3 separate regions of the Homo sapiens genome follow, and regions 1 and 3 are each linked to region 2. The links are chromatin contacts, found by Hi-C or POLR2A ChIA-PET in ENCODE. All regions are on one chromosome and are shown on one strand. Each heading gives the region's core, a stretch centred on a gene start or an enhancer-like site at or near the end of the contact. The rest is flanking DNA. Distances are from core to core; before and after follow the strand shown.

Region 1 (4,044 bases), core at 1,301-3,800, 810 kb after region 2:
ATTTTTGGCTGTAAATCCCTACTTTTCCTTGTATTTGGAATTGAGCCCGATCTCTCCTTCCTACTACAAAACCCCATTGTCATAGGCCCTTGTATTACCTATCTTGGCAGTCCCCCTTGAATAAAGATTTGCTTTACAATTTTTTTTTTTTTTTTGAGAAGGAGTCTCGCTCTGTCGTCCAGGCTGGAGGGCAATGGTGTGATCTTGGCTCACTGCAACCTCCACCTCCTGGGTTCAAGCAATTCTCCTGTCTCAGCCTCCCAAGTAGCTGGGATTACAGGTATCCACCACCATGCCCGGCTAATTTTTTGTATTTTTAGTAGAGATAAGATTTCATTATGTTGGCCAGGCTGGTTTCGAACCCCTGACCTCAAGTTATCCGCCCGCCTTGGCCTCCCAAAGTGCTAGGAGTACAGGTGTGAGCCACCGCCTCTGGCCTGCTTTACAGTTCTTTAACAAATGTCATGAAGTATTTTTTCTTTAACAGTATAATTATTTGGCCTCTCAGAACCTCGGTTTCCTCATCTGTAAAATGAACAGATTGTCCAGACTATTTCACAGGGTTTTTGAAAATGTCAGAGGAGATCATTATGATATGTGAAAATATTTTAAATTGCATTATCTATTATGTAAATGTAAGATGGAAATTTAAAGGAAACACATACACAGTTTTTTCATGGGTTGAGATCTCTTGCTATTGGTCAGCAGAGCCTCAGGAATGCAAGTAGACAATGAATTAGATAACTGCTTATACTGATTCCCTGCATTGGCAGGGAAAAGGCCAATGCAAATTATCAGGATGTACTGTGTGGACTACCAATCTTATCTTAGATCAGTGATACAACAATCCAACTAAATGCTCCTAAGTGGACACCTCATAAAATAATTATTGTATGGCATTTGTCAAAATTTTAAATGCTTTACAGCTCCTTTGTTTGTTCTTGTTTTGTCTGTGGGATTTCATTTCTAGGAAAATAACTAAATGGACTAAGTTTAAAAAAAAAAAACACCAATCATGTACATTACTAAGGGCAGACAGTCCATCTTCTGGATATTTCTGAAGATGCTCAATAAACGTTAATCAAAGTAGGTAATGATTCCCAACATGGGCTATTGTGTCTTCCACGTTTATTTTCTACACTTGATGTTAGCCAAAAGGCCAAGGAGCAATTCCATTTTCTTTCTTTCCTTCTTTCTTTTCTGAGACAAGTCTCACTCCGTCGCCCAGGCTGGAGTGCAGTGGCGCCATCTCAGCTCACTGCAACCTCCATCTCCCGGGTTCAAGCAATTCTCTGCCTCAGCCTCCTGAGTGGCTGGGATTACAGGCGCCCGCCACCAAGCCCAGCTAATTTTTTTGTATTTTTAGTAGAGACGGGGTTTCACCATCTTGGCCAGGCTGGTCTTGAACTCCTGACCTCGTGATCCACCCGCCTCAGCCTCCCAAAGTGCTGGGATTACAGGTGTGAGCCACCGCGCCTGGCCGTTTATTTTAATATATTCTTCAGCTCTGAATATTTGCTAGTATCCCAGTAATAGTTTGTTAAATCAATAAACGTGTTGACATACATGCATAGCATAATGTCTGGCACACAGTAGGTACTCCATTGAATGAATGCATGAATTATTACCGTGTCAATTTGCTTGTCTATTTGCAAATGTTAATAGTTAATTTGATCCCTAAAGTGTTTGTGAACTTAAAACACACACATACGCACTTTCCCTGACAACGCTTATCTGCTAACCCCTTAATTATGTTCATCTGAGACTGGACCAAAACATGTTGTTTTATTCAATTTAAATACCAAATTCAAATTTATTTTGAATATAGCTTAGAACACATTCAATGTTTGCTAAAATAATAATAATAATAATAATAATAATAATAATAATAATACCATGTACATTCAGTTAGCCAGACAATTACTCCAGCCCAAATACCCTGCTATGGGACATGAACCGGATGTCTGCCCGGCACACATTCATCAGGTGACCCCTAAAACTTCTTCTCTAAGGTCCACACTGTCTAATAGCCAAGTTGAAATCTTTCCTCGAAATTTTCCTCTCTAGTGTCTCAGTGCCCCAGGTGTCATCAAGGTGTCAAAGGCGCTTGGGAGTGCCTGCAAACCGCCCCATCCCCGGAGACACAGCCTCATTCCCCGCCCTCGCGCCTAGGCGGCCGGTGGGCGGGCCCAGCGAAGGGCCTTGTGGCTGTTTCCTATTGGGGCTTGGTTGCTATGGTGTCACTCGCCTTTAAACTCGTGGGTACATCTTTCGGAAATTAAAGGAGAATTACTTCCAGGGCTGCCCATACTTGCCATGGCCGACTCAGTAGTCACTAACTTCAACAAAAATAAAACTGTTGCAATAGTATTCTATTAAAGCTTCTTTAACTGCTTAAACTTGCGGTTTTGACATGGTACCTATCCTTTCTTCCCTTTTCAAAAGATTCGCTATAGAGTCTTTCTCTACATGCCAGTCTCCAAAATGGCGCGGACGGCATCAGAAGGTCAGAGGTGAGTCACGTGGGTCCCCCCGGTTCCGGCGCGGTTGAGGCCTTCGGTGGTGAACGAGTCTCCAGCACCATGTCTGGTTTGTCTGGCCCACCAGCCCGGCGCGGCCCTTTTCCGTTAGCGTTGCTGCTTTTGTTCCTGCTCGGCCCCAGATTGGTCCTTGCCATCTCCTTCCATCTGCCCATTAACTCTCGCAAGTGCCTCCGTGAGGAGATTCACAAGGACCTGCTAGTGACTGGCGCGTACGAGATCTCCGACCAGTCTGGGGGCGCTGGCGGCCTGCGCAGCCACCTCAAGGTGCGGCATTGGGCGACGTGGGGCCGGGAGGGAAGACGGCAGGCTTAGGCGAGGGGAGGCTCGGGTTCGGGGGAGTCGGGCCGGCGGAGGCCTGGGAGTTGTTCTGGCCTCCCGGGAGCGCAAAGGACGTGCGGTGGAGCCCGCCCCCTCACCCCGCTGGTTGCCTGTCGCGGGGCGGGGCGGGTCACCAACGCCTGGGAACCCCAAGAAGGGCTGCGAGGCTTTGGCGGATGTGGTGACACCTGAGCTGGGGCGGTTGTCAACGTCCTATACCAGTTTTGGTCTCAGATACATTGAACCGTAATTTGGTTCTCCAAATAAATGTTGGGGTGTTGAATATTTATACGGATTGGCATCATAAGATACCGCGATACCTGCAGGAAAGTAAAGGAGACAGAGCTAACCGTGATTAATAAAATGTTATTTATTGAGCATCTGCTGTGTCAGTTACTGTGCTACTTTGCATATATTACCATTTGGTTCATGCACTACCCTATGAAGTAGGTAGGTACTGTTAGCCCCATTTTACAAATGAGGAAACTGAGACTCAGAGGTAGGATAAACTAGTAAGTGTCACAGATGGAATAGATTCTTTTTTTTTTTTCAAAATTATTATTATACTTTAAGTTCTAGGGTACATGCGCACAACTTTCAGGTTTGTTACATATGTATACATGTGCCGTGTTGGTGTGCTGCACCCATTAACTCGTCATTTACATTAGGTATGTCTCCTAATGCTATCCCTCCCACCTCCCCCCACCCCACGACAGGCCCCGGTGTGTGATGTTCCCCACCCTGTGTCCAAGTGTTCTCATTGTTCAATTCCCACCTATGAGTGAGAACATGCGGTGTTTGGTTTTCTGTCCTTGCGATGGAATAGATTCTTACTTAGTTTGGTAGTTAAGTATGTTGAGGGAAAAGCGCTGCAACCTTATTCCTTCCTTGTTTTAAATTTGTAATTTCTGTAGTTGATTAAAGTCGATTATTGGTTACAAAATGGTCTCAGTCTCTAGTCCTTTTTCTTTGGTATGCCAGAATCTGGACTTGGCTCTTTTATGTAAATACCAACTATGCTCTTGGATGGTGACAACTACTGCCATAATACCAGTTTGATTCTGTTTTGTAGCTAAGAGTAGCCTGGCCTGGTCTTTGAGACATTAATATAATTTGATATCTGTCAGTATTTGGTTGCATTTTAGGTAATTTTATTCATTCACAATAAGCAAAGTGTCTTTTT
Region 2 (4,081 bases), core at 84-2,583:
GAAGACCCTGTATAGATCCATAGGGTAGAAAAACTTCTTTACTGCCTGATTTTTGTGTATGTTAAATGTAGTCTATTTATTGCCCATCTTCTCCCACTACAACATAATCACATGAGGGCAGGAACTTTGCTTTATTCATTGCTGTATCTCCAGCACCTAGGACACTGCCTGATACACAGTAGGGGCTCAATAAATATTTGTTGAATGAATGAATAACTACATTCACATCCCCAGGTACTAAAAAACATTCACGTATCAGCAGGCCTGGTGACCTTCAAAACACTTAGAGATTTCACAGCAGACACTAAAGACTTGCTCTGGGGCCCAATCTTTTAGTAAGTGCGATCCTAACCAGTTTTAAAGATAAAAAGGCCTGATGGGGGTTACAAAGGAGGAAGGTAGACACTGAACTTGGGTCTTGAATCTAGCTCCATTATTTACTAACTATAACGCTGGGTAAACCACAGCCTCATAGGCAGCAGTAGCTAACCTCTTCTGACCTCTTCCGTGATAACATATGCCAAGCACTGAGTTACACGCTTCCCATGTATTGTTGCATTTCCTTTTCACTGTAACACCTCCATTCTAGGCATAAGGAAACCAAGGCTCGGAAAGGTTAAATCGTTTTTTAGGTTTTTTTTTTTTTTTTGAACCCAGGCAACAGCTCTATGCTCCATCTGGCCTCAGTGCCTGAGCACCTAATCACTCCCTCACGTTACAAATCGGTCTTGGTTTCCTTAACTACTGAGGTAACTGAGGTTAACTCCCACCTCCCCACGGGGATTACCGGGAAGAAAGGCCGTCCCTGCCTGCCTCCCTTCCATGCATAAAACAGTGCGGCTTTTGCAGGAACTTCTGCGACGAGGTGTCCCAAAGGAAAAACTCTAGGATGGGAGCGAGTGCGACCCCGGCCGGGGCTCCCCTATCACCCTGTGATCGATCTGTTCTGGGGAAGTTCGCACTCGGGGCTCTAGAAAACGGAGAAAGGCTCGGAAATTTCCCACGGTCCTAGACGCCGGCGGGGACAGGGTGTTTTCTACTTTCTGAGGATTTTAAAGAAAGCAAACCCCAGGCCAGCAGCGGCGGAGCCCACAGTGGCCTGGGGGCGGGGCGGTGAGGCTGCCTCCTTCTGGGCCTCACCCGGCGCGGCGCGAGGCCTGCCGCCCTGAGTCGCCTCAGAGAAGTCGGGGCCGGCGGGGTCGCTCCTCCCCACCCGCCAAATCCTGGCCCCCAAGGCCCCCGAATTGGTCCTCACGGAGGTAGCCAAGCTGTAGCGAAGCTCCTCGTCCAAGTCGAGCAAATCCTCCATCTCCGCGGCCGCCTGACGTCACTTCCTGGAAACCGACTGGCCCAGACGCGTCCCTGCTAACAGCCCCGCCCCTCCACCCCAATTTTTAAAGGGTACGCAGCATGGTTCCTGGATTCTGTGTGCCATCCTCCAAACTACCGAATCTTTCTTAAATCTGCCTTGCTTGACATCTGGAAGCAACCTCCGGTTATTAAAACTCGCCAACGCTGCTCCTGCGAGACGGTAAAATAATTTGGTCGTTAGGAACTGTCTGTATTTGTAGCTCTGTTTAAATATATCAATATATTAAGTGCAAAGCACTACTACTGCTATACTGATGCCTCCCACTTGTACAGCTCTTTGCAAGGTACAGAAGGCCGTCACAGTTATTGGCTTAACGTGAGGGGCATTAACAACCTTGTGTGGGAAGCAAGATAAGTGGTATTGTTTCCATTTGACAGATGAGAAAACAGGGAATCAGGTGTAATAAATGGTTTACCATGAATTATGGAAACTGCAATATACATAATCTCTGCCTTCAAGAAGTTTACAGAGAGGCTGAATCAACACATCAAATAGCTGAGTAGTAATAACTTTCAAAAGTACAAATATTCAATATCTCATTAAATCCCAATAATCCCGCAAAGTGAGTAGCAGTAGTATCTCTAACACAACAATAAAGCACACTGAGGTACAAAGAAGGGGCTTGAGGAAAATCACCTAAGTGCCAAGCAGCAGAGCCAAATGCCCTTCTGACACCAGACATTACTGGAGTATTTATCTCCAGCACATACTACTGGGTGCCAGCCATTCTCCTAGGCTGGCAGAGGGAGATGTACCACAAATTCCCAGCCTAATGGGGCATTTAAGTTGCGTCTTTGTTGACTCTTCATATGAGATCTCCAAGTCAATATCACTGGCCAGGTCCCTGACACTGGTTGGCTGAGATCCATAGGAGATGGGCTGATAGCCCTGAAAGCAAACAACATTCCAGTATTATGTTGAGGGGAAGGCCTGGATGGACACAGGTTAAAAGCAAGGATTCGGAAGTGGGAGTAGCACCCCTGAAACCTCATTGCAAGCATTTCTTAAATATCCAGTAAATCACTCAGTTCAGTCACACATGTTACTGGATAGGACTGTGTGTTAGCATGCCTGTGACAGCAAGAGCACTGGCCTGGATATCAGAAGAGCTGTGTTCTCATCTTAGCTCTCCTGAAAACTACCTGTGTAGTCAGAGCAGAGCCCTTTCCGCTATCAGTTTCCTCCCTTGTAATTACTTTAGAGATTATCTCTAAGATCCTTTGTTAACTTGCTTCTCAGTGAGAATACTTTGTTAGATTTTAATCTGAAGAAACACTCATTGCCAAAAATCCAAGACAGATGAAATATAGGCTCCAATGAATCCCTTGTTCCCTTCTTCTTCGGCACCAGATGAGGAAGAAGGGATTAATCTTTGGATTTTTCCATTTCTTGTAAGCTCACAGCATACGACCATCACCTTATAGTCAGTTTCCAGACCTTCACCCCCACTTCTTCCCCAACTTGCTGAAAACAGAAGGCAAATGGTCCTCACTCTGGGCAGAGAGGTACCCTGCAGTAGTAGCTTCCAGAACTTGCTTAGCACCTGAATCACGTGTGAGGTTTGTAAAGAAACAGAGATGCCAGGGCCTCAGCTCTGGAGACTGATTTGGTAGAGGTGGAGTCCAAAAAAGTATAACTTTAATAATTTTCCTTCCTATCTTGCAACTGTCTGCTCAAAGGCCTTCCCTTATCACCCTATTTGAAACTGCAACATCCCCCAACCTAGGCACACCCCATCCTCCTTCCCTGCTTGATTTTCTGCCACACCACATTTGTTTGTTTGCTTGTCTGTTTGAGACACGGTCTTGCTCTGTCGTCCAGGCTGGAGTGCAGTGGTGCAATCTTGGCCCCCTGTAAACTCTGCCTCCCTGGCTCAAGTGATTATCCTGCCTCAGCCTCCCAAGTAGATGCCTGCGCCAACATGCCGGGCTAATTTTTCCATTTTTTTGTAGAGACTGGGTTTCGCCGTGTTGCTGGGGCTGGTCTCGAATTCCTGAGCTCAAGTAATCCTCCTGCATGGGCCTCCCCAAATGCTGGGATTACAGGCGTGAGCCACTGCACCTGGCTCAGCACTTTTTACCGTACTACATCATTTACATATTTATTTAGTTTATCGCCTCCTCCACTGCCCCACCCCTGCCTCTAAAATAAAATTTCCCTGAGGGCAGGAGTTTTGTTTCGTTCACTGATATTCTTCACAGAGCCTAGAATAGTGCCTGGTATATAGTAAACATTAAACTTTTTCTGAAATTTCAGAGGCAGTATAGCATAGTAATTAAGTCCAGAATCTGGCAACGTCCTGGGTCCAAATCCCAACAGCTGACACCTAATAACTATGTGACCTTGGGCAAGTTACTTTTAAAGTTTCTACCCCTAGGTTTCCCATTGGTTTTGCAAATGAAAGTAATGCCTACCCAAGCTAGATAGCCTGTGTAAAATATCGCCTCCATCACTCACAAGCAGTGTGGTCTGTAAAAAAAAAAACAAAAAACTCTATGCCTCAGTTTCCTCATCCGTAAAGTGACCCACCGCTGTGCTGGGATACAGAGAACAGCCCCTTCAGTTAGTGGCCTGGAAGCCAGACCTCTCAGAAAGGGTCCAGGAAGGCTGGAGTGAGATGGGGTGGGAGCGGCACTCACTCTCAGGAAAGTTCAGTTCAGAGGCAAGCCCTGTGTTGCGGGGTGCGGGGAGCCACGTGCCCTACCCTCC
Region 3 (3,981 bases), core at 967-3,466, 560 kb after region 2:
CACAGCACCCAGCTCTTCAGGAAGATTCTGGAGCTGCCTGCAGCTCTGAACCAAAGCCAAAGTAGAAGGGAACAGAAGAGTCTTTGAGAAATCCATCCTCCCTGCTCTAAACAAGGCAAAACCTTAACCACCCAGAGGTGTGAGAATAGATTTTGCTTCTCTTCCTCGATCCTCAGGTTTATACAAAATCAGAGCCATGCTCACACCTGATACCTGGTTAAACTCTCCCCTAGAAACCTGCAAAGGAAGATAAGCTATCCATCCAAGCTGCAGCCAGATTTGCTGGAAAGGTAAAAGCAATGGGAAGTGTTTTTTAAAACCCTCAGGGAAGGAAGGTTGGGGGGAAGGGAGATGATACGCGAATGCAGTTTCTACCAAGGGCTTAAAGGACGTTTGGGTACAAATGTACCCAAACATGGTTCAAAGCTTCCCAATTCCTGATGCTCCTCCAATTAAGACCCTAGGGAGAGACCACCAAGATTTAAGCCTGGGTACACACGCCTAAGCAGGCTGCAAGCCCTTTCTGAGATATAGACCTGAGCACATTTGCCCTGAGCACACGTGGTCGGGCCATAGCCCCATGCCCTGGATTCCAACAGGGAGGGCAGCACCCTGGGCAAGGGCCACGCCATCTTGCAACTGGAGATGACCCAAGGGGGTCGGCTGATTTCTCCTTCCACCAGCCTCTCCATCCCTGCAAAAGAGCCAGGACCTCCCCATCTTCCCCAGCCTCCTCATCTTCCCTGCTCCTCCTACTGACCCAGGCAAAGCCTGGCTCTGCCATCCCAGGGTCCAGGGATCCAGGTGGAAGGCCCAATCCACCCCTACACTCTCCCACCCCCCACTGCACCCCTACCCCTCGACAACCTCCTTTGAAGGGAGGAGCAGAGGAGAGCCTTCTAAGCTGGGCTGGGCAAGGGAGAGGCTGGTTACCTACAGGAGCCTGCTTGCCTCCTTATATAACCTGGCGTGGGAGACAGGAGAGCCCAAAGGGGACCCCGGCCACCCCTAGATCCCCTCCCAGCCCAGAGCTCCGAAGCAATGGCCATGAGAGAAGCTGCCTTCATTGGATGGAAATCCCGAGCCCTTCTCAATACTCTCCTCCGGGTCCGGGTCCTCCGGGAGTCGCGCTTCCTCACTGCCAGGAGGTCCTTGTCATCCCTCCACAATCTAACCCCGACCCCAACCCCGCACCTCCCTGGCCCTTCACCCTCCACCTCCACCCGCACAGCCCATCTCCGCGGGCACTTTTCTCCCCACTCACCCCGCCTTCCCCGCCGCCCGAGGAGAGCACCTCCCTGCAAACGGACGGGGGAGGAGAGCGCGGGAGGGAGAAGGAGGGAGCACCCCGGCTGTCCAGGGAGCGGACGGAGCCTCCCGTCCCGGGGCGGGAACCAAAAGGAAGCCTCAGGCTGCCGGGCGCCTCGCGGGAGGGGCCCGGCTGCAGCGCCCGGCGCGGGGAAAGCTCGAGGTCCCTGGGCTGCGGGAGCCTCCCCGCGGGGCTGGGCTGGGGCTCCTCGCGCTCCGCCCGTGCGGGGGCGGCCGTCCCAGGTGCCCGCGCCGCGCCCTGCCCCGCCCCGCCCGTCCCGGCGCCCCCAGCGCGCGCCCTCGCACCCACCGTGCAGAAGGTGCGGGGGGAGGCGGCGCCCCCGGGGCCGGGGCCCGGCTGCAGGCGCCGTGCCCGCTCCGCGCCGCTGCCGCCCGGCCGCGGAGCTCCGCCCGGTGCCCAGGCCTGTCCCGGCCCGGGAGCCGCCGCGGCGCCAGCCCCGCCGCCGCTGCAGCGTCCGCCGCCGCCAGCGCCCCCCGTCGCGGCCGCCGAGCGTCCCTCCCGCAGGCTGTGGCGGGCGGCGGGACGGGTTGCATCAGCCCCGGCTATATAGCGGCCCCTGGGCGGCGGGGAGGGGTCGGGAATGCGGAACCGGCCGAGCTGCCAGCTCCAGACGTCAGAGGGGGACGGAGAGGAAGGGAAGGAGGGGACCGGGGAGGAGGGGGTGTGGAGCCGGCGCTTCACACCCACTGACCTTAACCTCCCCCGCCGCCTTGGGCGCCCTCCTCCCGCGGCCGCTCGCGCTCCTCTCCCCGCGGGGGCGTCCCGGGTTCCATGCAGTCCCCCGGCTCCGCCACCCCACGGTGCAGGAGCGCTCGAGAAAGCAGGACGCGGCGAGCGGTTATGTAAGCGCACCCCCCGCGCACCGCCGCCCGGCTTGTGCCCGCCAGGCAGCAGCAGCCGCAGCCCTAGGAGAGAGACGCGAGAGGCCGGAGCCGGGGGAAAAGTCAAAAGCCCCTTCACGCACAGCCTGTGTTAACCATGTACCTCAGTCCCGGCGCTTCCCCCACAAACTGAGAGCGACAGGGAGAATTTCCGCACAGTTTCATCCTTGGACACTTCAGGACTGAGCGGGTGAGGAGGCGATCTCGCCAGCCTGCTTTATTTTTCGGTGGAGAAGGATGGGCTGAGATGAAGGCATTTGGGGACTCCTACCCCTACCCACCGGCCCCCGCCAGCGCCCTTAGGCCCCGAGACGGCTGGCTGCACCAGCCTGACCTCTGCTAGGGCTGCAGCCTGAGACCGCGGCTTGCTCTACTGCTGGCGCAGTTTGACCCTTGGGCTTGTACCCTGCTCCAGCGGGCTTCTCCTTTCCACTCCGGACACAGCAGTGAGCAGACCCAGCCCTCAGCAGACCCCAAGTGGCCTTCTTCCCCGTTCCAGCTTCAATAGCCAACCCCACTCCCACCTTCCATCCTTCTAGAGAGGAAATGGTGAAGGGGACTCCAGAGGGAAGGCGACATCCATGGTGCCCTCCAGTATACAAAGGCAGAGACACAGAGCCCTCAGGTAGAACGGGGTTCCCTAGATGGCATCTCCTACCTCCAGAGCTCCTGGGTACCCATCGAGCCCCCTACCTTCTGCCTAAGCCAGATAGGAGTGACGATTTTTATACTCAGCGACTTTCGGCCTCCTTCTGAGAGTGATGTCAGGTCATCACCCATAGAAGAAAGGAAGTGAAAGAAAAAGTTCATGCCTTCTTGGAGTGCAGATGCTCAGAGTGAAAGAAACAACAAGACTTGAGACAGATGGGTGCCATTGAGCAAACCCGAACATGCATGTCTCTCTCATGTGAGTGAGTGCATGAGACTTTATTCTCCTTATTTCCCCAGTGCAGTGAAATCTTTCTGGATAAAAGAAGTGGGCTAATGGAAGGAGAGACAGACCAAGTCCCAATGACATTGCCTGACCATTTTCACCTTCGCCATCAGCAGTCTCCCTCACAGCATTGGTGTGGGCAGGTAAGAAGAAAGCAAGGCCCTGAAAGAATATACATTGGAAAATGAGCAGTAATTTGATACTCTTGTGGAAGAGCATGACTCTTCGCCCCAGAAAGGCCAATGACACCTTTACTACAGCGTAAAGATCAAAGCCAGGGACTGTGAAACTGCCTCATGATGTTTCTCCCATGAGACCTGTGTCTGGATGTTTATATGGAACAAAACATGGAACAGAGGCAATAGTACTTGATGTGTCTTCAGCTGGGGCTTTGGATAAACTAAACTGATCTATATTCAGGGACTAATAATTAGGGTGTGTGGTTAGAGCGCGTCCTCTCTAGGGCCTGTTTTGGACTGTGGCTGGGCCACCAGCAGTCCTACTGGGCCTTTGCTTCCCCCACAAATTAAATATGTTACAGGGGTGGCACCAAGGGGTGACTTGGGAGGCCTTTAGTCCCCTCTACCTCTCTATAATCTCCATTAGATCTTCTCTGTTATTTGCTATTGATGCTTTTCAGTTTCATATAGGACGCTATAAGAACACAGCTTCAAGGCCTCCCTTCCGCCACATACTCCCTACTAGGCCCCTCTACGTAGTCACTGCCTCTGGGAGTGGCTAGAGGGAGAAGCCATAAACTGGGTCCTTTATGCAGACATTGGATGCTGGATGGAGCTGATTTACCACTGGCTCTTAGGGACAGACAAGTGACTCAG

What was found. A loop is a pair of places that touch in the nucleus more often than their neighbours do. ChIA-PET counts read pairs that join two places held with the same protein, here RNA polymerase II (POLR2A). Pooled maps may share reads with other maps.
Region 1: a pooled map shows a loop between it and region 2 (12-fold over the local background). The contact joins the promoter of TMED10 here to the promoter of IFT43 in region 2. A Hi-C loop is called at or near these places in 1 of 168 maps with a recorded cell type or tissue (GM12878), 1 of 37 single-sample maps with no recorded cell type and 6 of 50 pooled maps. POLR2A ChIA-PET finds 5 or more read pairs at or near these places in 1 of 52 experiments (PC-9).
Region 3: a pooled map shows a loop between it and region 2 (3-fold over the local background). The contact joins the promoter of JDP2-AS1 here to the promoter of IFT43 in region 2. A Hi-C loop is called at or near these places in 7 of 50 pooled maps. POLR2A ChIA-PET finds 5 or more read pairs at or near these places in 2 of 52 experiments (BJ and naive thymus-derived CD4-positive, alpha-beta T cell).

The regions. Positions count from the first base shown.
Region 1 is chr14:75,175,118-75,179,161 of GRCh38, reverse strand. It overlaps TMED10 (transmembrane p24 trafficking protein 10), which reads left to right and starts at 2,550. Exons shown (of 5, transcript NM_006827.6): 1 at 2,550-2,807. The coding sequence starts at 2,583. RefSeq lists enhancers at 2,400-2,639, 2,154-2,726.
Region 2 is chr14:75,983,015-75,987,095 of GRCh38, reverse strand. It overlaps IFT43 (intraflagellar transport 43), which reads right to left and starts at 1,333. Exons shown (of 9, transcript NM_001102564.3): 1 at 1,256-1,333. The coding sequence starts at 1,309. RefSeq lists a silencer at 1,043-1,352 and an enhancer at 1,179-1,680.
Region 3 is chr14:75,425,890-75,429,870 of GRCh38, reverse strand. It overlaps JDP2-AS1 (JDP2 antisense RNA 1), which reads left to right and starts at 2,216. Exons shown (of 2, transcript NR_184172.1): 1 at 2,216-2,401; 2 at 3,160-3,981. It overlaps JDP2 (Jun dimerization protein 2), which reads right to left and starts at 1,849. Exons shown (of 4, transcript NM_001135048.2): 1 at 1,619-1,849. RefSeq lists silencers at 1,201-1,370, 1,431-1,610, 1,861-2,130 and enhancers at 1,796-2,353, 2,321-2,380, 2,401-2,730, 2,981-3,080.